Linked DNA regions of Mus musculus: region 1 is linked to region 2. A link is a loop called in an ENCODE intact Hi-C map of the cell type or tissue named here. Cell type or tissue: left cerebral cortex. All regions are shown on one strand. Links, peaks and the distances in the headings refer to the core of each region. The heading gives the core; the rest is flanking DNA. Region 1 holds the start of Pak3 (p21 (RAC1) activated kinase 3). Region 2 overlaps Pak3 (p21 (RAC1) activated kinase 3).

Evidence for each region. A loop is a pair of places that touch in the nucleus more often than their neighbours do. Peaks named below come from ENCODE experiments on the same cell type or tissue, not always from the same donor. Only the 100,000 strongest peaks of a DNase experiment are listed, where the experiment ranks them.
Region 1: it touches region 2 in a loop (8-fold over the local background); 6 of 42 quality-filtered maps call a loop at or near these places.

What each region holds. Positions count from the first base shown.
Region 1 is chrX:143,511,178-143,526,111 of GRCm38, forward strand. Pak3 (p21 (RAC1) activated kinase 3) reads left to right here and starts at 7,414. Exons shown (of 16, transcript NM_001195048.1): 1 at 7,414-7,586. In left cerebral cortex, for the core only: no CTCF peak of the experiment used is centred there; DNase peaks (open chromatin) are centred at 7,460, 7,863, 8,631, 9,133 and 1 more place; H3K4me3 peaks cover 2,004 bases; H3K27ac peaks cover 1,233 bases.
Region 2 is chrX:143,661,517-143,676,450 of GRCm38, forward strand. The region is part of intron 1 of Pak3 (p21 (RAC1) activated kinase 3); the gene reads left to right. Among named protein-coding and RNA genes, the nearest start is that of Pak3, 150 kb to the left of the region's middle. In left cerebral cortex, for the core only: CTCF peaks have their summits at 5,679 (motif pointing right) and 6,938 (motif pointing left); DNase peaks (open chromatin) are centred at 2,792, 3,233, 3,921, 4,166 and 3 more places; H3K4me3 peaks cover 2,159 bases; H3K27ac peaks cover 371 bases.

The DNA.
Region 1 (14,934 bases), core at 2,506-10,505, 150 kb before region 2:
AACTTTTTGAATCCGATATTTTTTATGTCACTCTTAAAAATTATGCCCTTTAATAGTGTATCCAGTCTGAAATCTACATTTTCAAGTATATTTAACTTCTTCATGCTAACTTACTTTATCTTTTAAGTCTCTGTGGCATCTGTAACAACAATTGTGAGATTTGGAAGTGTACATTTCTATGACCTGCCCCCCCTCCATGATTACTCTTGCTGTAAGGATGTAGTTAGTTATTTCAAAGAAACTCCATCTTGGCTTCATTGATGTTATACATTTGTTTTTTGTTTCAATCATGCTTTACACATATTCACTATTTCTGTTTTCTTGGGAATTTATTGTTCTGATAGTCTTTCTTTAATTTGATAAGCTAAATATTTAATTAATGGATTCTGAATTTTCCTTCTAGAGAAAAATTTTATTTCCTCTACACTTGACTTTAATTCAAAACACATATGTTTTGACTCACAATAATTGTGCTGTCTCTTCTTTGTGAATATGCAAAAGTTTCTTTATTATTTTTGATTAGAGGTCTTCTAAATGTTATTTTAAGTTTACATGTATAAGGATTTCTTACAGTTGTATTTTAGATTGATTTATGATTTAGTCGTATTTTATTTTTAAAAATTAATACTCTTATTTTTACATTTTATTTATTTATTTATTTATTTATTTATTTGTTTATTTATGTTTTGGGATATCAGAGGAAGGTTTACTTCTTCCATCATATGTATGGGTTTTAGAGATGGAACTCAGGCTACCAAGCTTGGCAGCAAGTGCCTTTACCCACTGAACCATCTCTTCAGCTCCATTATAATTTTAAAATTATTTTCCTTATTTTGAGATTATCATTTTTTTTCAATTTATCCCTTCCATTTACTCCCACAAATGCTCCCATATAACCCCCTTGCTCTCTTTCAAATTCGTGGACTCTTATTTATTTATTATTATCACCTGCATATATCTACATACATCTGTTAGTTGTATAAATTAGACTATTTTACTCCGGTGTTTTGTATTCTTTAGTTGCCTGTAGTTCTTCAGGTAGGTTGAGGCCTGTGGTCTTTCTCCTATCCACTTTGGTACGTCTATTGTTGTTGTCCTTATTGAGTTCAACTCAGTTTATTTTTATATGGACAGGTGTTTTTTCTACATTATATTTGTGAATCATATGTTTGTGATGCTTATGGAGGCCAGAAGAGGACATTAAATCCTGTAATACTGGAGTTACAAAAGAGTTGTGCAACACCATATTGGTGCTAGGAATGCAACCTTATCCTCTAGAAGTTCCCTTAAGAGTCCTTCCTCTACCCCCTATAAAACCGACTGTGTTTTTTACTGAGACATAAATTAAGGTAAGCTGTTTACAACTAGATATTGTTATTTTATTTATTCTGACCCTGCTTATCATGTCAATTTAAGTATTTGCTGTACTTTATAGAAATCCTAGAAATATATTTGGATTTATTCTGACTTTCTTTGATTTGTCTGCCTTTCTTCCTCACGTAACTCTGTTTCTTGAGTTTTTTTTCCTCCCTTGCTTACATTTTTTATTCCATTTTATCTTATTTGGAACATACACTTTTATTCCATTTTATCTTATTTGGAACATACACAGTGTGTATGCATGGCTTTTTTGGATTATTTGTGTTTTACCATGTGTACTCTAAAATGTCTAAAATAGTTTTGCATTTCCTTCATGCTTTAACTTTCAAAGAGAAGACTCAGAGCACCAACACTTACCATGCATCAATTCCAAAAACGTGGTGAGGTGACATTCTTCTTGCTAGCAACTCATTGTTCTGAGGTTCACAAGGAGACATAGATTTGAAAAAGAGTCTCATTTTGTTTACCAAGAAGTCGAGTTTTGAAGAAAAAAAAAGTCTTATTCATAAAAGGAACTCATTTAATTGTGAAGGGAAAAGAGGCCTCTGTGTCCTTATCCAGTCATAAAATTTAGGAGATTGTTTAGGGAACCTTTTCAACATTAATAAAATAGATATAAAATACTCTTATTGACATATAGTAATTATACAGATTATGCTGTGCAATGTGCATTTTATTATAATAATAAAATATATGATGGTTATCATCTGGAATGTTTTTAACTTCTTTATGTTAGGAACACTGAGAATTCTTCTAGCTATTTTGGAATCAACAATGTAGTACTATTAGTAATAGTACCATGATATAGGACACTGGAGGTTTTCCTTTATCTAGTGATGTTTTTCTATATAGTCACCAATATTCTATATATTCCTTATCTCTATATCCTAGTCACCTTATGACAACCGTTTTCTCTGCTCTCCTTCTGTAAAATCAACTTGTTTAGTTTCTACATGTTAGTGGTATCTGTCCTTCTGCCTCTTAGATTATTTCACTTAACACAATGTCCTCCAGTTCTCTTCCAACTTGTGTAAATGACAGAAATTGGTTTTTATGTCTGGATAATACTCCATTGTATATGCATACTATATTTAATTTATCCATTCATACATGAGCAGGCACTAGGTTGATTCCATATCTTGGTTATTATGAATAATGCCGCAATAAGCATGGGAGTGCAGATGCCTCTTTGGCACAATGATTTCTTTTCCTTTGGATGTAAACCCAGTAGTGGGGATGCTGGATCATATGGTAGTTCTATATTTAGGTTTTTGAGAGGCATCCATACTCTTTTCCATACTTGCCATATAATTTACATTCCCACCAACAGTGTATTAGAGATCCACTATCTCTGATTTCTTGCCAGCATTTGTTACTTGTTGTCTTGGCTATTATGGACCTTCTGAGTTCCACACCTATATTAAAAAAAAAAAAACTATACACATTGAAACCTATATGAGTTAATATATGTACAGCACTACTTGAAGCCTACCTCTAATCTAATACTCAGTTCCTTCCAGTTGTTCTAAGAGATGGGGGGTGGGGGAGAAGAGAATCTTTTAATGTGGGGCAGTGGATGTAACTCCAGGGCACAGACATGCTAGATAATTGCTCTACCATTAAGCTGAATCCTTAGCTCTTAAGAGCTGGTATCCCTTTGTAGTCCACACTGAGCTGGAAATTATTGTGTGGGCTAGTTTTGAAGTGGTGCTCTTCCTGAGTCCATCTCACAAATACCTGGAATTACAGACATGCCCTGCTCCTTGACATTTTTAGAAGACAGGGACCACATCTTTATTCTCCTCTATATTTGAAAATTCTCAAACATACACAGAGATAGGAAAAGTAGTTAATAAATCTTATGTGAACTTCTAGATATTACATAACTAGCTATACCTTAAATAGAAATAAAGTTAAGACAAATGTATTTTATTTTATAAAATAATTTCTTTTATTTTTTGAAACTATAATTACATCATTGTACTCTTTCATTTTCTTCCTCCAAATCCTCCCATATATGCTTTCTTGGTCTCTTTCAAATTCATGGCCTATTTTATTATTAATTGTTTCTACATGTGTGCAGATGCACGCGCGCGCGCGCACACACACACACACACACAAACACACACCCACACAGAAACACATTTCTAAATACATAAATACAACGTTCTCAGCCTGTATAATGCTACTTCTATGCATTACACTCTATTCTAACAGAATAAATTGTTTTAAGGCACAATGATGCCTTCATTAACAGAGCCATCAACACCAGGAACTTGAGGTATTGAGATTTTCTTTTCTAATTTATTTTGAATAGAGGTTTATTATAACCTGATCACTTCAGGGATTTTCTTTAAAAATGCAAGAGTCAATGCAAGATTCATTCTTATTGTTATACTTTTAGTATCACATCCAGTTTCATGTTCCTGGAATCATATAAGTGATTCTACATATTGACCTTGCTTGAAATGTCCCCTAGAAGAAACTGCTAGGGAAAAGCTCCATGCATGTCTTCCTGTCCTGCTTTTATTCTCATTCCTTTGGTCATGCCTGTACACTTGGAAAAGGCTCAGTTATTGTGTTCTAAGAAGTTGATGATGGAGTAGCACAGTGTAATGAAAAGAGCTCTGCACTTGCTAGTTAAGGTCTGGCTGTTATTTTTGGGAGCTCTATACTCCTAGGAAAGAGATCAAACCTTTATGAACCCTTGCGTGATCATCCAGAAAGCAAAGGGATGAGGCTGAAAAAAGTAATTCACATCTCTTACTGGTCTGTGTTTCTGTTATGCCACCAATTAGAATCCCAATGTTTTCTTTTATTCATGAAGAATATGACATTGACTATAATTTGAAGGTATTTTCTTCTCACACACCATGTCCAAACTTCTTCCATGAAACATTTTATTGATTTTTGTCCTTGTCTCTTATTGTTGGTCTGATTTTTGATGAAAAAAAAAAAATCATGGAGTGGTGGCTACCCTAAAAGCTGTTGCCTGTACATGGGATGGAATATGTTTTTCTAGGTGAGCTGCCTTTTCTGGTCTCAGTGGGAGAGGAAGTGCCTAGCCTCACAGAGACTTAAAGTGAGAAGGTTGTGGGGATACCTAGGAGGGTCCCCACCTGTTCAGAGGAGAAAGGGAGTGGGGTAGGGAAAGGATTCTGGGAGGGGTGGCCGGGAGGCGGGTGGTGAGAGATATATAAGGTAAATAAGTGAAAAATAAAATTTAACAAATAAAAAAGCATATATAGGTATTTAGTTGTGAATGAATTACCCATGCCTGCCTTTTCCCTGTTTGAAAAGACTTGGATTCCCAAAAGTTGAAAGTGGGAACAATAGAGTAAGCAGGGAAAAAGTAGAAGAGACAGAAGAAATGGATTTCACTTTCTTCCCAATTATTTTACAGATTGGCTGTTAGCATTGTTATGACTCAAGCTCTTTGTACTTGGCAAGGCTGAAATAAGAATAGTCTATTTAGTACTAGACTGGAACAGGGAGTCCCTGGAGGAGTATCAAATTCAGGTATTTCTCATAGAGTCTGAATTGAGTTCTTTATTCAGTTTTTGATAAATGGGACTTTGTTTAGAAATGCCAACATACTACTTTGGATAAAATATGTACATTGTTTTAAAGTCTTTATCATGTATGCCCTTCCAGTCAGTCATAGTGATTCCTAGTTCAAAGTGTCCATGGAACAACCCAAAGTGTTTTCTTTTCATCATCCCTGTCTGGTCCTGATCTCGGTCCTCCATCGCAAAAATTCCATCAGCTGTACTCGTTATTCATGTGTTTCTCATGTCATCCACACTTGATACTACCCTGAAGAAAAGCAAATTATTATGTGTTCTCTCAGTACTGAGTCAATACTCATAATAAAAGATGTCTGCTGGGTTTAGACATGGTGGTGCACACTTTTAATACTAGAGTTTGGCAGGCAAAGGGGAGCAGATGTCTCTGAGTTTGAGGATAGCTTGGTCTCGATAGTAAGTTCTGGCCAGCCAGGAATACATAGTGAGAACTGTCTTAAAACAGTGGTTCTCAACATGTGGGTGATGATCCCTTTGGGGGATCAAATGACTCTTTCACAGGGGTCATCTAAGACCACCAGAAAACACAGATGTTATGATTCACAACAGTAGCCAAATTATAGTTATGAAGCAGCAACAAAAATAATTTCATGGTTGGGGGTCACCACAACATGAGGAACTGTATTAAAGGGTCATGGCATTATGAAGGTTGAGAAGCACTGCCTTAAAACAACAATAAATTTATCTGTTTTTAATGGAGTCTCATTAAAGAAATTGTTGCCTATCTTTTCTGTAAAGACAACTATCAGTTGTTTAGCTTTCCATCACTCTGCTTTACTGCTACACTTTTATACCCAGATGAGAAGTACATCATTGTTTTGGCACATTCTGCATTGTTTTACAGCTCAGTTTGCCTGGCTCCAGGTGAGCTTTCCCCATTATAGTAGCCGTTTTTCTTTTTCATCATATCCACACTCATAGAACTTCTTAGACTGCCATGTAGGATACAGATGTCCTCTTTTGGTGGCAGACAATCTTTCATTTTCATGCCCTAGGGAAAAGACAGGTCTAGCTTGTGGGGAAAACCACTTTTAAACTTATTTCCTTAGGAAACATGAGCAGATCATCTTCCTATTGTAGTTCTGTTCTGCAACTCCATTTCAAATTATGCTTATACTACTATTAGAAAAATCAAAGGAGTAATTCTGCCTGTGAATTGGAGATTGAGGCCTAAAATACTTTAACTCTATTGAATACATTACTGTGTGTGGTACACTTAGATGCATCAACTTAACTGAAAATGCTTTTGCAAAAATCATATTTTAGTTAGTACTGTCGACTTTCCTCACCGTACCAATGACTTTGAATTTTTTTAAATGTTTGTTATTATGTGTGTTCATGTATGTTTGTGTGTTCATATATGTGCAGATTTCTGGATGTCCCACCTATTAGCATGTAATATTAGATAAATCTATGTAATCTTGGTGAGCTTCAGTTTGTTGTTTGTAAGATGGGAGTGATAGCATCCTCTCTGTCTATGTCATAGGGATGTTATTGTAGGAAAGTTGTGTGGCTAAGGTGTGCTTTGTAAATCTCAAGGTGCTCTCTGAATGTAAGCTATTAGGCCAATACTAAAAAACAGTGGAGAAGTGACTTTCAAACAAGGTTCCAAACATGAAGTTCGTCAAATATTGAATCACAAAAGAAAATTGCCTTTTACAATTGTTGTTGTTTTTTTTAATCTTTAGAGATGCACACAGAATCATATTGGTCTAAAGCTGAGTTCATAATAAGCAATATTGCTCTCATAAGGAAGCTAGTCTTAGCTCTTATGTAAATGAGTACCGCACTTCTTCAGGGGAAAAAAAAACCAGTATGAAGATTCTGTGACATTCAGGTATCAAAGAAGCCTGAGTAATATTAACTAGGAGAGTGGACTACAAGGTGGATTCATTATATCCCACCTTGGTTACAAGCACAGAGATAAAGCAATAGAAAGGAGAACATGTAGAATGTCGGGTAAGTTCTGGGCAACCAATTCATGAGTTGCCCTAGTGAAGACAAAAATTATTTTCTTAGTAGTCCAAACAGCATCCAGCCCTGTGATACATTCAGAATGATAGTGATAGTGATTTTCCTTAGTTTCCTTTCTCTTTGGGTATAGATAGGGATTCTAGTGACAGGTGCAGATGCAAGCTACCAGAGTTGGTGGGGGGAGGCTAAAAGAGGGGATCCCGTGTCTCCTCTTCCCTTAGCCTCAGGTCGGAACAGTCAGGCTTGGGAGACTTCGAGGGTTTCACTTCCGCCTAGTTGCAGGAACCGCAAGTTCCAAGCTAGGTCGGAATTGGAATAGTCACAGTCAAAATACACCCAGATGCTCTCACACACACAGGAGCGTGCGTGCATCCCCGGGCCATGGGGTGCACGTGAGCCCACACTCCGCACACCCAGCCCTGCCTCTAGCCAGAGCATCCTCAGCAGCTGCCACTGAAGCAGCCTCCTCCTTCTCGTCGTCGTCCTCCTCCTACCACTGCTGCTGCTGTGATCGCCTATCCCCTCATCCTTCTTCCTTGCCAATTCCTGTTCCTCCTCCCCGCATCCCGGCTCCTCCTGCCCAGCAGCTAAAGGCAGAATCGTCGGCAGCAGCTTTCCTTCTCTCCTGCCTCAAAGAGGTTGAAACAGGTCTGTGCTGGGGGCGCTTTGTTGCGGGTTGCTGGAACACCGGTGGCTCCCAGAGCCACTGGGAGGAGCTCCGGGCAGGCAGAAGGGGGGATTATTTCCCAGTTTTCTGTGTTCCTGTATGAATAGATTGGGGGAGATAGTGTAGAGAGGCACCTCTGTCCCTTTGCCATTTCTTCTCCCTTGGTTCATGGCGAGAGAGAGCACTGAAGCTACTCGGACTCCTGCTCCCGCCCATCCCTAAAGCTCTTTCTTTGCGCCCCCACTTCCAGCATCCACTTCCCAAAGCTGAGCTTCCCCTTGTTCTGGGAGCTGAGGGATGGGGGCGGGGAGAGATGGATGGAGTCATCCAGCCGGGCACCTGGGGGTCTGGGGCTTTGTTACACAGGACAAAACCAGTCCTTAGCAGCTTCTAGAGCCTGGCTAGGCTGCTGTCTTCTAGTGATGTGGGGTGTGGGCCCCTGCACATTAGGGAAGTAAGAGAATGTGAGGGGGCACTCCCTGTATGTGACTGGGCATACAGGAATGCAGTACTGTGTGCCAGGGACGTGGTGTAGATTTTGTGTGGAATTTTGTATGAGTTGGACTGGTGCATTTGACTCTCTTTCTCTCTCTCTCTCTCTCTCTCTCTCTCTCTCTCTGTCTCTCTCTCTCTGTCTCTCTCTCTCTCTGTCTCTCTCTCTCTCTCTCTCTCTCTCTCTCTCTCTGTCTCTCTCTCTCTCTCTTTCTCTCTCTCTCTCTCTCTCTCTCTCTCTCTCTCTCTCTCTCTCTCTCTCTGTGTGTGTGTGTGTGTGTGTGTGTGTGTGTGTGTGTGTGTCCCTGTGTGTTCTACGCCATGGGGCTGGGCTACTCTTGGCATTTCATGTCCTTGGGTCTCATCCCATGCCAAACCAGACTGCAGCAACATGCAGGCAGGCTGATCAGGTCCAACCTGTTTTGCCCACATTCGAATGGGTGATGATGACTTCAAAGTGATGGAAATCCCCCGCCCCACGCTGGGTCAGTTACTTAGTACATTCTGCATGAGAAATTGTCACCTAGGTTGACCAAACCCTGGTGGACATTTTACACCCTACCCACAGAATATTCGGAACTTTCTTAAGCAGGTTCTCTTCTCTCAGCCAATAAGATTCCAATGCTCTTAACAGTGAACCCTGAGTGCCTCCCCTACCTCTTGTAATTAGTGGATCCTCATGTCTTTACTGCAAGGAAGTTTGTGTTGTGCTAGGACGAAAGTTGCACGCTTAGAGCAAAGGAAGCCAATCAAGTGCACTTATTAATTGATGGCGAAATTTCAATACAGGGTCGTTTCTGTTTTCTGGTAACACAAGATAAAGTGTGTAGCCATTTTGTTTTTAATCAAAGAAAGATCCGTAAAAATGAACAAAACTCCTTAACGTTTCTTGACCATTTCTATATGTGCTTTTCCAGTCCCCCAGATAAGCAGTTAAAGATTGTGATCAAAGGACCCAACATTTATTGCATACCTGCCATGTGTCAGTAGTAATGTTAGGCACTGGAAATATGGAAATGAATAAAACATCAGATCAGTTCTCAAGGAGTGCAGGCTGTTATGCAAGCTAGAGCTTGGAAACTGGATGACTAGGGATGGGCAGAGTACAGTGGAAGCACAGAGGAGGGGGGGTGCCCGGTTGGGGGTGGGGGTTCTGATCAAGGCAGGCTTCACTGGGAAAGTGACATTTGAGTCAAGCAAGTCTTGCAGAATTAATTCACCAGGTGGCTAAGTGGAGAATGACATCCTAAGCTCAAGGAGCAGCATGTGCAAAGGCAGAGAGGTTATAGTTAAGTAAAACTGCAGGGAATCTGAAGTATTACTGTCAAACTCTCTGCAATTTCAGAACGTGTCTCCATGGATTAGAATGATGATTAAGGGTGAATCTGAAAAGAGCCAGTATTGCAGATTGATGCATCCCCACCTTAAGACACGTCTGCCTCATTTATTAATCTAAGTGTGTTTTGCTTTAAGCAAATCTGATATATGGGAATGTAGCTTTGCAATGCAAATGACCTTAATGGGACACATTCAAGTAGCAGAATTGGTTGCTTTACAAAAGGGCTCACAACCAAATACTCTTAAAATAATTAAATATAATAGCAGTCACCATCTGATCTTTATAGTGAACTTGCTTTTACCAAAATTGCATTTCTACAGATTTCTTTTTTCACATAGTCAGTGGATAAAGACAGATATATCTATCTTTATTACCTTGATTTCTTATGCAACAAGTTCCCAATTTCCATGCAGGAATTTCCCCTCATGCTGTTAATGTTTAATAAACACTAAAGGAAAATATGAAAATGATAGCAATAAATATCAAATCCATTAGCTGTGATCTTTTGTCATTTGGCTCGTATGAAATTAATCACGGCAGAATCTTCAGGGACTCTTACATTTTAGGTACTTTTAGTAGTGTCACTGGTAATTAACGGTAGAGCAAGATTTCTGTGCTCTATATTGGCTTTGAAATGGATATATAATGACTACTCTAATACTCATGCAATTAAGATACAGCAGAAGCTCATTTGGAGTTTTCCGTTTTACTGTATTGGTGCTGATTGCATAGGTTGATGAATAGTAGTAAAAGTAAGCTTGGAGGTTGATGATTTTCATTCAAAGTGCCTGATGGCCCACGATTATGCTGGTGATGAGTATGAACTCTGATGATATGGCTTGGCACCATGAATGCATCCTCCCTTAAATGAAGCCTCCTGTAGCCCTAGGCTCTGTTTGAAAGAAATATAAGCAGAAGTAGATAGGAGTAGAATCAGCTTCTTAGGCCATTTGGCCAATGCCCTGCAGTACAAAAGGGTGTCCTGGGCTCCTTTGGTCACATAGAGGTTCTTTGCTCATTAGCTGTGGATACCAGAATGTATCAGACAGTATCTCTACTAAGAAAAGAGCGTACTCCAGTGCCTCATTAGCTTGGGTTGGAATGGAGCTGATAGGCCTGCTGTGCTAATACTCAGATCAACCCAATCCTAATCCAACCCTTCTTGATGTGAGTTCCAAACAAGACAGAGTGCCCACAGGTCAGATAGAGTGAGAGGGCAGGAGAAAGAAAGAAGAGTGAGGGTTTTGTAGTCAACTTAGAGAAATTATTGCTTCAAGTGCATAGGTTTGGTAATTCCAGAGCTTCTAAAAGATTCTACCGGGTTACTGCATATTGTGACTCTCCAGAAAAAAAAAAAGGAGTATATGTTTGTCTATAAAGCCAGTCCTACCACTTGATCGGTTGGTCTTAAGAGTATTTGAGGACTATGCTGGTCAAATAGACTCTTCTGCTGAGTTCAGAGGCAGTTGGTATCTTGTTGGGTAAACTTGGATAAAATATGAGCTGACTGACTGGCTTCACCAGTCTCAATCAGACTTTCTTCCCTCCTCCTCCTCCTCCTCCTCCTCCTCCTCCTCCTCCTCCTCCTCCTCCTCCTCCTCCTCCTCCTCCTCTTCTGTCTTGGTTATTGTTCTATTGCTGTAAAAAGGCACCATTTTTTTTTGGTCAGGGAAGGTTTTTATAGATTGTAGGTGAAGGAAAATGATGTGTCTGCCACACACTTGGTTTGTGCCAAGGTATGGTCATCTAGGGCAAGGGCTTGGGTAGCTGGTGACATCAGATGAGTGGGATTGGGACAGCTGTCAGGAATGTTTGGCACCTTTTTATATTTGGAGGAATGGAATTTACTGGACCATGTATGTGTGTGTGTTGGGGGGCAGTTATAAGCCAGGGATTCCAACCAAACAAGAGGGTTAGTTTATTATTGTAAAGGCTAGGAGCTTGGTGGCAGGTAGACAGGCAGGTATGGTGCCTCCTCCTTCTCCTACTCCTCCTCCTGTAAAATGAAGCTGATAGTAATCATCAGACTCACTGACTGCGATGGTGGGATGACAACTAAGATATCTTTGCAAAGTATTTTGAGCTCCTTAGAAGAAAGGCTGTCTATGACCTCAAGGTTATTATGAAGGGGAAGCTAAGATGTCAGGTAATCATTCCTGACTATTCAGGCCCAAATCTTGTTTACCTTTTGCACTTGGGGCAGCTGACCTCAGTTCTCTACTGTGCTTTGACTATGAGGACCTATCGTCATTCAACCTCTGTGAGTCAGTTCTCTGAGCTTATTTCCTTTCACATCCTGGACATTTCACTATGCCCTTTAATTTCCTGATCTGCAGTTGCCATCAGAACAGATTCAGCAAAACTCATCAGTCTGAGCACACCCTGCTGACCAGAGAACACTGGAGGTGGGAATTAAATTTGGTTGGAAAGTTGCTTTTATTCTTCACACTAATTATCTTTCAGAAACAGTTCTGAAGGGTCATTTCTGAGAGTTTACGGCTGCGGAGCTCCTTTCCAGTGACTCAAGTTTCCATTCAGGGCTAGACTCCTGTTTACAAGCCAGACCTCTTAAATATTTATTTAGGAGTCCATTTTGACAAGATGGAAGCCATCTTTAAGGTAATTTAGATACAAATAAAATAGTATTTACATGGGCACTGAACTTTCCTGATTACCTTGATGTTGTAAATTCTTTTCTTTACAAACTTCCTTCAGTGGAGAATGGAATTATTATCCTCTTGAGAATTAATAAATAATCACCATAGCAAACTCAGCTTGAGATTGAATCTGATAGACAGTTGTTGGACATATTGATTTTAGAGTCTTCCGTGCAATGATTAGTTAGTTCTTCACCACGTGAAAGCAATAAGCTACAGCTGCAATAGGAAAGATGTCTGTTAGCCATACATAAAAGAAGTCTTTTCGACTTGAGGACAATGTGATGCTGGAAAGTGAGCAAAGCTATCCCGTGTACTGGGACACATAGTGAAGATGTTATACTAGGAGGAGAGAGCCGTGGAACAGGAGATCTGTGGAAGGTTCATGTTTGGATGGTGAAAAAAAGGGCAAGTCACATAGCTACCAAGTAATACAAGCCATCCTAATAGATAAGAAAACACAGTTTATTATTTGGGGTAGGGGTGGGCACACATATGGAGGTCACACACCAACTTGCAGGAAATGGTTCTCTCCTTCTACCTTGTGGGTCCTGGAGACTGAACTCATATTGTCAGGCAAATGCCTTTACTTGTTGAGAATAAACTATCCTGCCAACCTACTATACTGTCACTTTATGTGCTTCAGGGGCGTTTGGGTTGATTTGTTCAATGAAACTTGAGAATCACATCTAGGTCTAAGCTTGGTAGGGCTCTCATAAAGCAGAATTAACAGAGGGATAGGCATCTAGTGAACTCTGCCCCTCCCCCCAAAAACCCCAAGACTTTGCTCTGTCTTTCTCCACTACTAGTGACTCACCAAGCCAAGCAGCCAACCAAAGTGTGAGAATTGGGTACTCATTAGATTTCATAGGGATCTTTGTCTTACAAAAATCTAGTATCTACAGAAGTATAGAAACTGGGATTTTTTTTTTAAAGCATCCACTGAGAACCTAGAGCAGATGTCCCCTCCCCTCCAGAAGCAGGGACAGAAGGACTGTCAGAACCATAGATCCAGGACACCCAAATTGCCCCCAGAGTTGAGAGGAAAAATGTATTCATGAAATTTCAACAGTATAGTTACCTGAACAATCCCAGCAAAATGACATTACCAATTGACACGTTAACATGGAAAAGAAAAATTCTACAGTGTCCCACTCCTGCAGGAATACCTGTAGGTGATCAATTGTTACAGAGAGATGTAGGACCAGTTTACTCCAAGGATTAGCTTCTACATAGGTTATCCTATCCCAAGTAGTTATCTCTGAACACATGTACATACAAATATAAATGCCTTGGGATGTACATGTATGTGCATAAATATACATACAGGTGTGTATACATATGTATGTATACATGTAGCAATAATAATTTGGCTACATGAGTTTTGGAGGGAAAGGGTGAACATGGGAGTAGTTGTATCAGGAAGGCAGAGGTGATGAAGATGGAGATTCAGTATTCATGTATGAAGTTCTACACCATACTGAAGGGCAGGCCCTGTGCCTTGCAGTAGATGGCAAACATAAAACGAACTCTGGTATTTCTTCAGACTTGTTGTCTCAGATTGCTTTGCTTTGGCACTGTTTTGTTCTTGCTGGTCTTTTGCTTATATTATGTTTGCCAATATTGTGGGTTTATGGTTGTGTGGGGTTTTTTTGTATTCTTTTTTCCAATTATGGTTTGCTTGTTTTGATTGCTTATATGAGAGAGAGAGAGGGAGAGAGAGAGAGAGAGAGAGAGAGAGAGAGAGAGAGAGAGAGAGGTGATGAAGACCTTAGGAAGATTTGAGAGGGAGGGCATCCTGATCAAAATACATCGTATAAATTTTTTCAATTAAAAAAAAAGAAGCAAAAGAAAAACTTTTGCACAGCCTGTCTCATTGGAAATATGAATATAACATAGGCAGAGAATGCACATCCTTATCCTTTACCCTTACACGTCTCTCTCCCATCTCTTCCCATCCTTTTCCTGTCCCCTAAGTAGTCTTTCCCTTAGACTTTCACATATAATGTTTATTACAAAAACAGAAATACAATGTAGGTTGTTAGTTGCTTCTTAAACCTTGATTAACTGCCATGTTCACAATTTATTGTGTGTATTTGTGCAGGCTGTTTTTTAAAAATATATGTGCATATCCACATCGTTTTCACTAAACTACATTTGGGTACTTTTTTGAAAGTGTGCAGGAGCTACTTTGTTCTTTTTAATAGTCGTACAGTATTCCATTATACAATTATAACATAATTTCTTTAATTCAAACTTTTATGATGAATTTCTACATTATTTCCTATTTTTATGCTGTTAAATATTGGTGCACTATACTTTATGGGATATAAATCTCAGGATACTTTGCAAACATTCTGTTGTATAGATTGACAACCATAAAATTGGTAGTTCAAAGGGTTGGTTTGTACATATATGATTTTAATAGCTCTTACCAAACTATTATTCAAAATGGCTATTATCCTATACTTCCATCAATAGTGACCATTTATTAACATGATTCCCTCACCAATCCCACAATTACTCTATTTTTATTTATTCTCTCATACAATCTATCCGGAACAGTTTCCCCTCCCTCCTCCCCTCTATAACTCCCCCTTTTCTCGCCACCAGATCCATTCCTCCTTCAGTTCCTACAGAAAAGAGTGGTAACAACGGAACATGGTGTAACAAGAGTTTCTCCTTTAATCTTTGATAATGTAAGAGTTAAATAACATTTATTCATAATCAGTTTTATGAATTATTTGAGAATTTCATGCAATGTATTTTGAATATATTAACTCTCCGCAACTTTTTTCTTTAAACACTCTCTCATCACCCCCATCTCTTTCCACCCAACAT
Region 2 (14,934 bases), core at 2,253-10,252:
ATGAAGATATCTATAAACATCTTCCTCGACTTAGGATTGCTAGATAAAATGATATATACATTTTTTAATTTGATAAAATCTTACTCACTTCTTAGTCCCATTAATGGTATGCTATATGAGAGTGTGCAATATTTCCTTAGTTTACGATTTGACTGGAATGAAGACACTAACTTTAATTTACTTATATTATAAAAGTCCCACTTTGGATATCTCTCTTCTCTTCTAAATTATAGACTTGTAAGTCATAGATGTGGTTTGGGTGCTAGGAACTAACACAGAAACACAAACTCAAAAGGGAAATTTTGAATGACATTAGTCTTTGCTGATGGCACATCTCATTTGGTACCACAAGGACAAAAAAAAAAAAAAAAAAGAAAAGAAAAAAGAAAAGAAGAGAAAAAAAGAAAAAAGAAAACAACGTTCTTACTTATCCCTTAAATATACTCATAAATTGCCTTATAGTATGATACAAAGGACCTAGAAGATAGAGAAGGAAGCCTGGTTTGTATGACCATGTATTTCTATGACGCAATGTGCTGGTGACTTCAAAGCCCTGGAACTCCACTGTTCATTCGATGAAATTTCAGATCATAATGCTTGCTGAGGTACACTGTTGTGGGTATTGTGAGAATTTAGTGGTGAGATACAAAGAAGGTTTGTAACCTGAGAAATATGATACACATCCCAAGTAAGGATGTATCCTTAAACCAGAGGCACTTGTATGCAAGGGAGAAGAAGACTGTGGGAGTTAGTTAGTTAGTTAGTTGTTTGAATGGCATTACTAGACTTCCATTTGTCAAGAACCTAATAGGATTTTGCCCCTTCCCACACTTAGTTTCTGTAATCACTGGGGAGAGAAGAAATACACACATGAAATGTTGAAATAACCACGTGAAGTGACTGCATAAATAGCTCCGAGTTATAGCTGAGGTATATGTGAGGATTAGAGTGAAATCAAATACCTTTTAATTACAATTTAAATCAATACCCCATTGAATCATTACCAGGAAAATCCTGTTATGCTTCCTTTTTTTTTTAAAAAGTATTTTAGTTTGAAAGAACCCAACATAAATGCAATTTACAAATAAGATACATTACCATTAAGTAAATGACATTTAGATCAGTATTACTTAGATTACTTCCACCATTATGTGTAAAAAAGAAAAAAATCAATGGGATGTAGTTACTGTTTTAACCCAAAAGTTAATTAAAAAGATATCTGCAAAGTCATTGTAAGCAGAACCATTCTGATTTCAACCTATTAATCAAGAATGGGAGAGAGAGTCTGCGTTGCATTAGAAGGTAACCACCGGGATGGGTTTTAAAGGCTATTTTTAAATACCTTGTTTTAAAACAAGGCTTACCTTATAAAGCCAGTGCATATTTTCATAGCCATTAATACCATGCTTATTTTTCATTAAGCATACACTCCAGCATATTAGAAAATCCAGGAACTTTGTACTTAGATTTAAATATAAATCCCTGTTCTACTACTTTCGACAGTCTTTATACAATACTGACATATGTGTAAATATGTAATTTTTTATTGAAGGAAAATGTTGCAAAGTCATCCATAAGACCTGTTTGGATCATGTCGCTTATTGTGTCTCTATCATCCTTTTCCCTATTTTGTCTGAGGTTGATCATTGTTCCCTTTCTGTTCCTGATGTTATTCAAAATGAATTCATTCTCACCCCCACCTCGACTTTCCCAGCTATCTGAGTGATTATCTCTTGTGAATCAAGAGATCATTTGTGTGGCTCTTCGTCAGAGGATTTGGAAAAAGGTGAAATTCAGTTTAGGTGTTAAAATGCATTGTGTGGTAATTGGGAAGAAATGAATGTTGGTTCTTATGCAGTGTTGAGAAAATTAAAGGGGCAGCAGAAAGAGTCACTATTCATTTTGGCTATTCACTTTTACAAGGATACACTTATCTTTATTTACAAAAAGTTTAAAAGTAGAGAACAAAATAACCTATAATCCCAGGACATTAACCTAACCATTACAATTTTATGCTCCCTCCCTTCTGTGTTGGGAGGCAATTTTTACATCATTGTAGTTCAAACATACATATATTGTGCAGCCTATTGTTTCATTGGAGAGATTTGACATAATTTGTATGATCTGCCAAAATTCTAGGGAGTATGGATTTGGGAGGAAGTGATGCTTTTCAGGGGTAGATTTTAAATGGCTTAGGACACCTGTAAATATTTGAAGCTTCTCATAAAGACAGGATAAATCAGTAAAGGTTTTAGGGAAAAGACAGCAAGGGGATTTGTGTGAAATCAATGTACTCAATTGGAAGAATAATTATTCCTTTTTGCATAATGCCACCTGTTTTGAAATGTATATTTCATGTACAGAAGACTGTTTTTTATCCTGCTTAAATTGCTACCTTTCTTAATTTCACCGCCACATACTCCCCACCACACACACCCTCGTACTTGTCTATGTAACCTGCTAGGCTGACAGGTGGTGTCCCAAATCCAAATTTCCTCAAGAAAGCCTGCTCCAGTAGATGGGTTCCCTAGCCTGAAACGCATCTCAAAGCCTAGTGTTTGTAACCCAGAAAGATGCATGAAATGTTCCCTCTCCACTCCTGTCTGGTGTCTTTCTCAATGGCTCCACCTTCCTCTTTAGACAATCCTGACAGTGTAGAAGTTTCCATCTCCCTTCCCTCTCCTCTCTCCACCCCCTTCACTTTCTCCCCCCTCCTAGGGCGCTTCCTGCCTGGAAACAAAAGATTGGTCCCCAGTAGCCCACTCAGGGCGATTTTACTTTTATGCTCACCATCTGATTGGCCTAGGTACGGTGCAGAGCCCAGGTGACGTCATAGCATAGCTAGGGAGCGGTTGCTGAGCAGAGGGGCTCTACAGTAGGCAGGCAGCTGTGGCCGCAAACTGTCTGGGGTCTTACGCTGGGGGCTGTAGCTTTTTCTCCTCTGGGAGTAAGTGCATTGGGTGAAAGAAGAGCCGTGGGGGGAGCGAGCCGGGCCCGGGGCTGCGGCTGCGGCCGCTGGGCTGCAGCTCCCCAGCCCAACTGCCAGCGTGCTCCGAGGTACTGGAAAGGTCTTGGCAGGGTGGCTGGACCCTTGGCAGGTAAATCCCGCGACTTCTGTACTGTACCGAGCTAGCTCGGGGGAGGGGAGAATGCCGGGCAGATGTTCTTTCTTGTGTCCCCCTCCTGCTCTTGCTGTGTCCCAGCTTTGACTCTTCTACGTGGCTCCATTGCCCAAGCCCTGGGACCTAGCGCACAGTGCTTCATGGGGTTTGCTCAGGCAGATGAGTGGGTGTGTCCGGGCTGGTCCTGAAGGACCTGGGCTTCTTCCCTTAGCCAAGCCCAGGGTTAGCTTACTGGGGTTTGGGCCGCCTGGGGCAAAATCCGCCCTGAAAGCTATGTCAGACTGTAAGTCTCCTACCATCTTCCCCTGAACCCCCCCACCCCGCCTCAGCCATACTGTTGACAGCAGCCCTCCAGAGAAGGGGAGGGGGGTGTGGCCGCAGTCTGGCCAAGTCTGCATCAGAACAACCTGAGTGAAACAGAAAAGTGCCAAATTTCTTAAAAGGGAGCTTTCCTTTCTTTAAAAAAAAATCCCCCTCCCCTTTTCTCTTTGGGGGGATGGTAATGACAAGAGGACCTTTTTTCCCCCTTTTCTTTTTCTTCTTCTGCGGGGACTGAATGGATTCAATATGGCCCTTAGAAAAGCCTGGCATCTTCCCCCCCCCCCCTTGGCCCCTGTCTTTATCTGGAGAGTGGGGGTCATTGGGTTTGCTGCTTCCTCCCTTCCCATTCCTGTAGCTCCCAGAAGACGCTGCCCTCAGTTTGTGACCTGCTACGATGACTGACATACTTCTGAGTGAACAGAACATTTTAGATTCAGGCTCTAGCAGGCTTTGCTTCCCTAGGTGGTGGCTGAGGGTAGAGTGTGGGTGTTGGGGGATATAGATGGTTCTTCTAAGGAGATAACCAGAGGCTCCATTGGGTTGTTTTTTGCCTGTCTGCTTGTTTGTTTGTTCCCACCTTCCAGAGTCCATTTCTAGATTCTTGGGGTTTCTGGGCTGTGTGGGCTGTAAAAGCAGAGGGAAGGGTGCGTGCCTTGGCTTTGGAAAGCCTGATGGGGGTGGTTGCGGTGCTATTTAAAAAAAAAAAAAAGTGGCTTCCACCGGGGAAGCCCTTAGCCATGTTAGTTTTGCTCCCTTCCCCAATGGTTTTGCAGACTCAAATCCAGGCCAACTGTATGGCTGTCTGAGGTGTTGGAACAGAAGGAGGTCCATTCCTGTTGGTGACAGCACTGTGGCCCTGTTCTAGGATGAGCCAGGTATAAAAGGTCAGTGTGGTTTTCACTGGGCCATGTGTAAAATTATAATTGGTCAGGATGTGTGATTTGGCACTTGAGCATCCAATCACAGGCACCTTTGAGTAAAGGGGCTCACTGTGGTAATGGACGTAAATGGATGATTAATAGGCTGGAATCTGGGAAGAGAGCCAAATAGTCCTCTTTTTTTTTTTCCTGGATACAAATGTCATACTCCTCTATGTCCGTGCAAGACACAACATGAAAAGAATCTAGAAGGTATGCTGGGTTAAAGCTGGCTATTGGTAATCCAGAATCCAGAGAGACCTCAGTATGTAAGAGGCAGATTCTTTAAATCTCCCAACAGACAAGTACACATTGTGATGAGAGTGCAAGCAATGGTCCACAAGACCCCCGGAACATAGGAGTGCTGATCATTCCTACAGGTTGTGGGCATTTCCGTTTACAGGTGGAAGTGGTATACAGAGAAGACATGTTTGCTGAGGGTTTGGGAGAGACTGGGTAGTAGATTTATTTGATAGATGAGAAAAGTGGAAAATGAGAGTAAAGATGGCAGGGGTTGCCATTAGAGATTCTGCTATTATAAAGTCAAGCCTAAGCACAGGGTCAAAGAGAATGACTGATACAAGAGAAATCAGATCTAGAAATCGGAGTGAATAGGTTGAAGTTAATGGAGTTGGTAGAAGCAGAGCTGTAGTGGAGATAAAAAGGCCAGCATCATGCCAGGAGCTCAAGAGTCCTATTTCCTCTGGTGAAATGGTAATGGAAAAGTTTTGCTAGTCAAGTCAGCAATGGTTCAATAAAGGCTTATACGGGACTTTTTGTAACCCATTTTCAGGAACCAGTAACTTCAGGCAAAGGAATGAGAAGAAATGTGATGGGGAGCAGTCTTAAACAAACAAACACAAAAAAAAACCAATGCTTTCATAGTGGGTGACAGAGGGCACGGTGGGTGGGGGGAACAGGAGAGACTAGTATCTGAGACAGGAGTCTGACTGTTTTGCATGGCTGAGTTAGGTTTAGGACAAAAACAGACAAGAAAGAACGAAAGAAGGAAGGAAGGAAGAAAAGAAAGAAAGAGAGAGAGAAACATGGACAGAGAGACAGAGATACAAAGAGACAGAAGAAATCTTTCTCAGGGCTCCCTGGACCTTATGTCCAACAAGGACAGCAGAAAACCTTCACCCTGGAGGATAAGTGCTGCTTTCTAGGCATCTGGGACTCAGCTTAAGCTTTAGCCAAGCTCCCCACGAGCCCGCATCCACATTCACACCTACACCTGTCAAGAGCTAGGTGGTTCCCTTGGCAGGGCCAGGGTAGAGTTCCAGGCCAAATCCACACTAAATAGCTTTGCCAGCAGGGGGCAGAAAAGTAACCGTAGCGACATAGAGAGCCCAAGTCCTCCATTTCAGGTGTGAAGCCCTAGCCTCAGATCAACTAACAGCCATACATTTACAATCTGATTTAGCAATGCCAGAGAACTAAATGAACCTCCAGGTCAAGTGTTCCCATTTCTTCCCAGAAGTGTGGTGCTTCCTGCAGCACTCTGCAGTGTAAGAAGGCACATGCTTTTACTTGGGATTACTTGAGTCACTAACACCAGCAGTCTAACCGGGAGTTTAATTGGAAATGTTAATCAATGCAATAGATCCGTGTCTGATTTGCACATTTGGTCAATTATCTGCACGTTTGGACAATTTGTGCTGCACCCAGGGGATGCAACCAGGGGGTAAAACGGTACAGCTACAGCTGGGACTGGGGGGGTGGGTGGGTGAAGCAATATAGGGGACGTGGACCTTGAAGACTAAGAAGAAATGAACGATTTGCTGGTGGAGAGAAGAGTCATGTCAAATGTATTTTCACAGAGAGGTTGGATCATGGGGCGAATGGTCCAGAAGCTTACGGGGCTGAGGGGAAGACAGGGTTTTCTGGGGTAGAAGACGGTTGATATAGAGAAAGGATTTTTGTGTGTGTGGGGTGTGGGGGGGGGAGCTGGGCAAAAGCTAGGATAGCCTGGAACTTGGAAACCCAGAAATCAGGTGTTCTTGGCTGAATGTCCTGTTTCCTTGACTTTCAAAAGATGGAAGTTAGATCAGGTGTTCTCTATTCTGGCAGGAACATTTTAGGAAGTGGATCCTTTTATACTTGGTACTTAAGACAGCCTTTAAAGTACAGACCTCCTGCAACAAAAGAAAATAGCCCTTAATATCTCTTTGCATTTTGTGTGTTTTCCACTTTAGGGAAAGCCAATACAAAACAGATACCCACAAATTTCATCTTTTAGCTGCATGATTTCACTTCTATTTCATGTGAGTGGAGAACATGTGGAAAAGGAGAAGCCCAATTCTGTATTTGCTGGGCAACCTATAAGCCCCAGAAAAGCTCTGTATGTTACTTTGTATATAAAGACAGATCAGAGAGAGCGGCACTGATCCGCACTACTGTTTTAACTCCCTAATGCAATCTCAAAACAGAAGTGGTTTAGAATGAAGATAAAGATAAAGAAAAAGAGGGGCTTCTTGGGGGAGTCCTTTTCCCTCCTCTCTATCTGAGCCTTGTGAATTCTTTGGAATTCTGCACCCTAAGCAGACCACTATCTCTGACAGCACAATATCGCCCCCTAGTGACCACACTGGAAACATTTTTCTCAGCTCTTGATTGCTATCCCATGATCTCCATCAAGGGTGCCAGTATTCTTACATTGCTCTCACTCCTGGCAAGCAAAGGCACATTCCTTCTATCAAGACTGAAGGAGTAAGTCAGGGATGTGCAGCCTCCTTTAGAGCATTCTTCTCCAGTGTGAGTGGGTTTAAAGGGAGGGGTACCACTCTCTTCTCCCTTGTATGTTTTTTTTTTCTTCTTCTTCTTTGGGCCTGAAAAAGAAACCAGGAGTCCAGAAATATTTAGTGCTACATAAGACACTTGCCAATGTTTCTGGGGAAGAAAGAGTAATTTTCATAACTGCCTTTGATCTGCATCCCAAGGTGATAGTTTTAGTCCTCAGACAGGAATTCTGGCAAAAAGCTAAAATACGGCAAGGAAAGAGAAGTTAGATATGTATAAGATGTGTTCATCCATACTCCCAGCTTCCAATAAGAGGTATGAGTTACAGACAGAAGGCAAGGAAGTAGAATTGAACAGTATAATGCAGCTATGCATCACTCACCACTCTGTACAGACATACAACGTGGCATAGACTATATGTGCTGCACACTACAAATTAAACACATGGCATATACACATGCCTGTACCATGCATGGTAGAGATCCAAACACATATACCACATTACAGAAATACAGTGCATATCGGCAAGATAAACATATCTGACATGATATAAACGCAGCATTGTACATATAATACAATGCAGTTTCAGTATAAACACAACATAGTATAGGTATGACACATCGTATACACAGACACATTTAACAGTGCAAGAAATAGCACAAATATACCGGACCCAGCTTTTGCTAATATACAAAATACTATGCTATACTCAAAAGATACTTTCAGTAAGGAAGGAATGTAGATACCTGGTTACCTGCCAGTTGCTTCTGCACTGGTTCAAGCTACACAACTGGTGGGTTCAAAGCAAACTACCGAGAAGGTACCATTTGATGCTCCAAATGGGGATATGTGGGGAAAGTAAGGTATATCCAAGGAAAACTTAGAAAGATGGAGATTTTTGGTTAGTACAGGCTGTTGCACGCACCCTCTTCCCAGTGTCTCTGGCATTTTGTTCTCTCCCCCCACAATCAGTTGCTGCTTCCCCAGGAATTTGCTTCGACATCAGGAATGGGCCACATCTGACCGTCCTCATGTCCTGTCACTTGTGGCATCAGGAATGGGCCACATCTGACGTCCTCATGTCCTGTCACTTGCGGCATCAGGAATGGGCCACATCTGACCGTCCTCATGTCCTGTCACTTGTGGCATCAGGAATGGGCCACATCTGACGTCCTCATGTCCTGTCACTTGCGGCATCAGGAATGGGCCACATCTGACCGTCCTCATGTCCTGTCACTTGTGGCATCAGGAATGGGCCACATCTGACCGTCCTCATGTCCTGTCACTTGTGGCATCAGGAATGGGCCACATCTGACGTCCTCATGTCCTGTCACTTGCGGCAGTTCTGACAGTTCTTACCTCCCTACGTCACCTCACCTTCCTGCAAAGAACGTGAGCTCATGCAGAGAAAGAGGAGGTGACTCATTGCTCAGTGACGCAGTGGGAGGTATTTGGAAAGCTAATAAGGAAGCCTATGGGAAAATACACAGGAATGCTACAGATGCTAGGGGCAGTTGTGATCTAGACCCAGGGTCTGGCATTGTTCTTTTATCATAAGAGATGTAGTTGGAGATCATGGGGCTTTCCTTGGCTCCCCGAGACTTCAATTTTCCTTTCTCTTTAGCTATTTTGGTTAGAACTCTATATTTTCTTGTCCCCTAATAGCTGGGTGCTAGCCTGGGACATGCTCTGTTTGAATTAGCAGGCATGTGCTGCTCTCCTTGCAGGGTAACTATGGTTGCTTGTGTATGGGTGGGAATGTTAGGGATTAGGTAGGGGTTGTAGAGCTCAGAGGTCTACAAAGGGGAAGGTCATCCCCCCCCCCCCGGGGAGGGGAGGAGGATCAAGTGATGGTGGAAAAAGCAGAAACTAGAGGGGTTAAAAAGAGCCTGTCTCTGGCAGAAGGTTTAGCTTCATGGTAAGAGTGACTGCCTCAGATGGTTCTAGATTCCAGCTCCACAATGAGATAGGGGAAGAGCAGAGAAAGAGAGAGAGAGAGAGAGAGAGAGAGAGAGAGAGAGAGAGAGAGAGAGAGCCCATTTCCATCACAATTAGACACAGAAACCTCTGTGAGGCGAACAAGGTACATCATACCCCAAATAACCACAAATCATTTGTATTTGACAAAATTTGTCACAAGCTGTGGAAAACATTTCTTTGAAGATAGGCCAAAAGTTGCAATTACGGTCAGAGGTTTAGAACCTTCACAGCTGTGAGGCAGTAGGAAACTTGGCGCGTCCTTGCCAGAGAGACTCTTTCTCCAGATACCTCCTGAAAGGAAGAGGTTGGTGGCTGAAGGGGTTGGAATGGAGGTGGGGACTCAGAATTGAGGGGTGAAAAACTGTATAGTAGTGGCAGGTTGCTAGACAGTCTCAGTCTATTTACCTCTATTGACAGCTTATGCACTGGACTGCGCCATCTCTGTCTGGTAAGTGCAATTTTACCCTTAATTCTGAAAGTTGTGGACATTTTTCACATGCATCTTATTTAACTTAGCCCTGCCTAATATGTGTCCAAAATTACAAGAGAAGCAGATCTTCTATAGTTGATAAGAAATAGGCCCAGAATAGTGAGGCTATTAATCTGTACTCTCAACTCCTAATTCCCAGCTCAATACTCTTTCCAAAATCTTACGGGGCAATATGTTTTTATATATCTTACCTTTCTGACTCACTTGTCTTCTTAAATGATTATCTGAAATACCCTCTCTCTCCCTCCCTCTCTCTGTCTCTGTTTCTCTGTCTCTCTGTCTCTCTCTCTGTCTCTGTTTCTCTATCTGTCTGCCTCTCTCTCTCTCTCTCTCTCTCTCTCTCTCTCTCTGTGTGTGTGTGTGTGTGTGTGTGTGTGTGTACGCACGCAGGAACCTAGCACATATGACGGTAAGATGAGGGAGTAGTGGCAGCTGTAGAAAGGGTTTAGTATTTCCCACAATGCTTTTCTCAGTAGGCTCCTCCAAGAAAGGGCAGCTGAGTCTTTGCATCATGTGGTAACTGGTGTGCACAGCACCGGGTCAGTCAGAGCTCAAGGCAGCCCAGCCCAGTCTCACAGGCCGCATTCACCTCTGCTGAGATCCTGCAATGGTGGCTATGTGAGGTGAGCAATGAATTTCAGGGCATGGAGATTGGGGTATTTGAGATCCAATAAAGCTTGCGTACTTATCTGAACTCAGACCCCACATTAGGCCTCACAGTATGACCCTTCTTTCTGGGGTGTTCAGTCTATTATAGCTATCCTTTGTCTCTTGGTTCCTCCAGCCCTAATATCCGAATGACAGCCTTAACCTACATTTTGCGGTGAGGAGGAGAAACAACATAACAGTCATTGGCAAGTCCTTTGCAAATGTCAAGCACCTGAAAATGCTCCCCATCAAACTGTCATTTTCTTTTTCTCCTTTCTGGACATCTGAGTGGCATTTCAGCCACATGTCAGAAATCCTTCAATCAGATCCTGCCCCATCCTCCAATCAGATCCTGTAGTTCCAACTGCCCCATAATCTTAATTTGGTCTTCCTAGTCAAATGTACCCAACCCACTCTTCCTTGCTTCTGGGACTAAAATTTGGCGCAACCCTCCTTCTCCCTTCCCACCTAACCAGGCAGCAAAGGCAGATGCCCTCCCCTAGCTCTCTAGCATGCATTGTCTGTAGCAGGCATTATCTGTAGCATGCATTGCTTTCCTCTCATCATACATCATTCCTTGAGGAGTTCTTGGAGTATTTCTCTGAACAGAGAAACTAGATTACCAAGGGCATGTCTTTAGTCTTACAGGTCTTTACTGTCCCGTATAAGCAGCTTTACACATGGGGCCTGTCTCTCTTTCTCTGTGCATGCCTGTCATCTGCCCTTCTCTCTGTCTGCCCCACAGGCCATCACAGTAGCTTCCTCTGTTGCCTTCTTCACCTGCTCTTCTATACTATACCCTGCAGCTTAGATGGCTAGTTAGGATTTGATGTTCCTGAGTCTCTCTGTGTCTTTGTCGGCTGCTTAGGTATCTATCCTGTTGCCCAAGTCAACATTCCCACCCCCAAAGAATTTCAAGAAGACAAACAAGCCAAGACTATGTAAGCCATTTCTCTTTGACTCTGAGAACAACCTGGGCCTAGAAGATGGTAGAACTATATCCCAGCAGCACGAGTTTGTGTGATGCACTCTCATGAAAGGAAAGCACCAGAGTTTCAGCCATGGAATTGAAGATATGGATGCATTCGACTTTCTAGAAATTCACCTTTCTAGAAACCTATAGAGGTCCAGGATCCTCTATAGACTTTGACTGACAGAAGGTAACTAGAACTGGTAATAATAATAAGCGTGTCTGAGCATCTCTTCTGCGATTTCTATGCCAGCTACAATAAGAAGTTTTATTTACTATCTACTGTTGCCAACACTGAGCTAGGCACTTTGCAAAGGAGTTCTTTTTTTTTTTTTCTCAACTAGTTCATGCTTCTTATTCTGAATTTATAAGCATTGTTTGTCATCTCCATTATAGAGGTTGGGAGGAGCTCGGCAAGTCTAGAACTAGAACAACATGTCTATCTGGGGAGGAAAGACATTTTCTGGAGAGGTTCCTAGCCTTCAATATTATTCAGTACTTACTGAGTCATGTCCCTTCCCAGGTTCCCCCTCACTTATCATTCTTACCTCTCTCTCATATATAAGCATATTTACAAGCCTATTACACACAGCTGAATAGATGTATTCAAAAATTCACATTTTTATTATGATACAACACATACACCTTACCCCACTTGAATGTTCCCACCTACTCATGGTTTTATATTCCTCGATATGTTCACACATTTTTATATCTACTCACATTATACAGGTAAGTAATATGATAATATATACCCTTACTAACACACTTATATAAATCAAACACTTTGTGCCCAGATATACCCTGCCTTTCCCCTTGCCCAACTCAAACTTCTTTTCATAGTCATAGCCATATACAATACAACAGTTTTATATTATCTAGCATGTTTGCACTGATATGGTCATTTTTTCCTCACAGTCACACACAACTGCGGTACACAGAGGTATACACACACCCTCACCCTATTTGTATATAAAGAGCATAGCAATATAGACAGTATCACCCACTCAACCTTTTGTATACTTTTGAACTATTACACTCTCCTGCTCTATCCCACTGACAGGTCTGCTTTCACTGATATGCACATCATATTTCCAGAGACTCACACTTAGACATGGAGGCAGACATTTTGCCCATATTACACTCAAGAACTTCCTTTTCACCCTGGTATATAATCACCCCGTTCAATACTATGCCTTCAGACACACAACCTGAAATATAGCTATACATTACATTTTTTTCTATAAATACAGTCATGTTCACCTGGTGTCATCATTTCTCCTTTTACACCATCACCTATGTACAGATATGTACAAAGAGATGCATATTGGCATGTACATATTCTCCTTCATTACTCATACAAAATTATAAATACAGACACACTTAATGCATAGCCATGTATTTGCACGCATGCATTTTAAAATATGCACTCTCACTTTCAGAACTACACATTACAAATTACACATTTCCACTCATTCTTTTGAACACATAACTCTCCTGTATACTCTTACATAACAATACCTATTCATGCCATTACATGTTTTCACACAAACACTCTTATACTTACCACATACTAGTCCTTGCACACATTTCCACTCTCCTATTCTCATATGGGTGTACCCTCACACTGTTACATATATCATATGAGGGTACATATAATGACATGTACAGTGCTCATAGTTACTAGTATGCATTTTACTGGTATGTTCCACAATGCACGGGTAATTTATATTGCACTAGTCAGTTCATACAGATACATACATGTACTGACACAAGTAGTCGCTAACACCATACATGTCAGTTATTGATATTTACACTCATTCATTTTTCACCCTACCACATTCGCACTAAAACTCTTTGGTAGATACACTTACTCATTTTGACCTATATGCCTGAGCAGTCCCATACTCTCCAGTAAAGTTCTCCACACTCTTAGCTTCTTCTATGGGTACATTGATAATATATGTCTCCACACTGGCACTGAACAGCACTCCCTCTCCACTAGAGGCACAGTAACCCCCATCTATCCACATTGACTCACAAGTACTGATAGCAACCCACCCGCACATTCAACTTCAGACATATTGTTCTGAACATCTTATGTGCATTCACAAATTGACATTTTCGTAGTTACACACTTTCTCAGTGGTGTATAGGCTAAGAGAACATTAACCAATCCCACACAACAGTGGTGAGAGTGGTGAGCTTTGCGTGGTGTGATTATTTGTAGAAAATCATGCCGTAACTTGTTATCTATTTTCCTCAGAAGACGGTAAGGGAAAGATCTATTTCCTTAATGCTGGGCCATGAATAATAGCACATTTATGTTTATGTTTTATGTTTATGATATAAAACTGTTGTTGGTTATACACATGGAAAGGGCAGATCTGCTTCACTTAGGCACGGCACATCTACCCACATATATTAATACTCTGTTAACCTGGAACACTTCATTCTACAGAGGAATAGAAGGCAATTCTCTCTTTGAGAAACCTGTACCCACACTTAGATGTATGGGTACCCTGTGTAATCCTCTTTCAATTAACCCCTGTGCTTAAAGTGTATGCTAAAAATACATTTTAATAGCATCCATCTCTGCTTCATTAAAGAGAGGAAGAAAGGGAAAGAAAAGGTTAATGAGATAGTTGAATGATAACATACGTTTCTACTGTGAGTCGGCCCACACATATGTAGACCCCGCTGAAATTTCAACAGCTGTTACTAACGAGTCCCCAGAGGAGGTTTCTCTGTAGGCGTAGGTAAAGACAAGCTGATGGAAGTTCCTTATACTCGAGACAGATTGCAGATCTTCTAAGAGAGTCGAAAGAAACACAGGCCCAGAAATGAGCCAGAGGAACATGAACTTGGATCTAGAGATTTACAAACACGAGAAAAGCCCACAGTAATCTCATTTGTGCATGGCTTCCTCCACTGGAGTCTTTCTGGGCACAAGTGAGTGTCAAATAATGTCTGTACCACCACTTGGTATGGTGCGGAGCACAAGTGGATGTGAAGTAATATCTATGTGGTATATCTTCACTCAGGAGCATCAGGCAACCCCCTGACTCCACCATTAAGTTGAAAATGTCTTGGACAGAGTAAGTCCCATCATAGTACTTTTTAAAAATTCCTAATGGCAGAAGGCTAAGCCTAGAAGAACTACTTCTGTGACCCAATTAAGGAGCTAAAAGGAAAAGCTAGGCAGGGGCATGTTGTCAGTACAGTTCTAGTCTCTCCCTCTTCCTCATCTTAGAATTCTATAGGCTCCACATAGAGTCAGAGCCAGAGAAAGATTAAAATATCTGTGCCTTTGAATTACTTTTTTTCATTTGTTCATGAAACAGTCATAAAAGGTAACAATCTTGAAGCTTGGAATCAGGGGTATCTTTATTGGGTCATCTAGTGGTCTTCAGTTTGTAAAAGACTTAAAGACCCAGAAGTGATTTAAGGAAACCACTTGCCAACATAAACTTTCTCATAGACATCTTGCTCAACACTGGGCTGTGCCATCTTTCCAGACAATTGTGTAATCGAGTTCTCTGTCACTGGGCATAAGGTAGAGAAAGAGCTACAGGCCTTAATGAGATCATTGTACTTAATCAAGATTAAGTTGCCACCTCCTTTTGAAGACAGCATTTGAGAAACAGCCTGGCAATTTTACATTTGATAGTTCATTGGTGATACCTAAAACTCACCATAGGCAATTGGTACAGTGTATGGGAAGAACTGAAGTTTTAAGCCTGGATT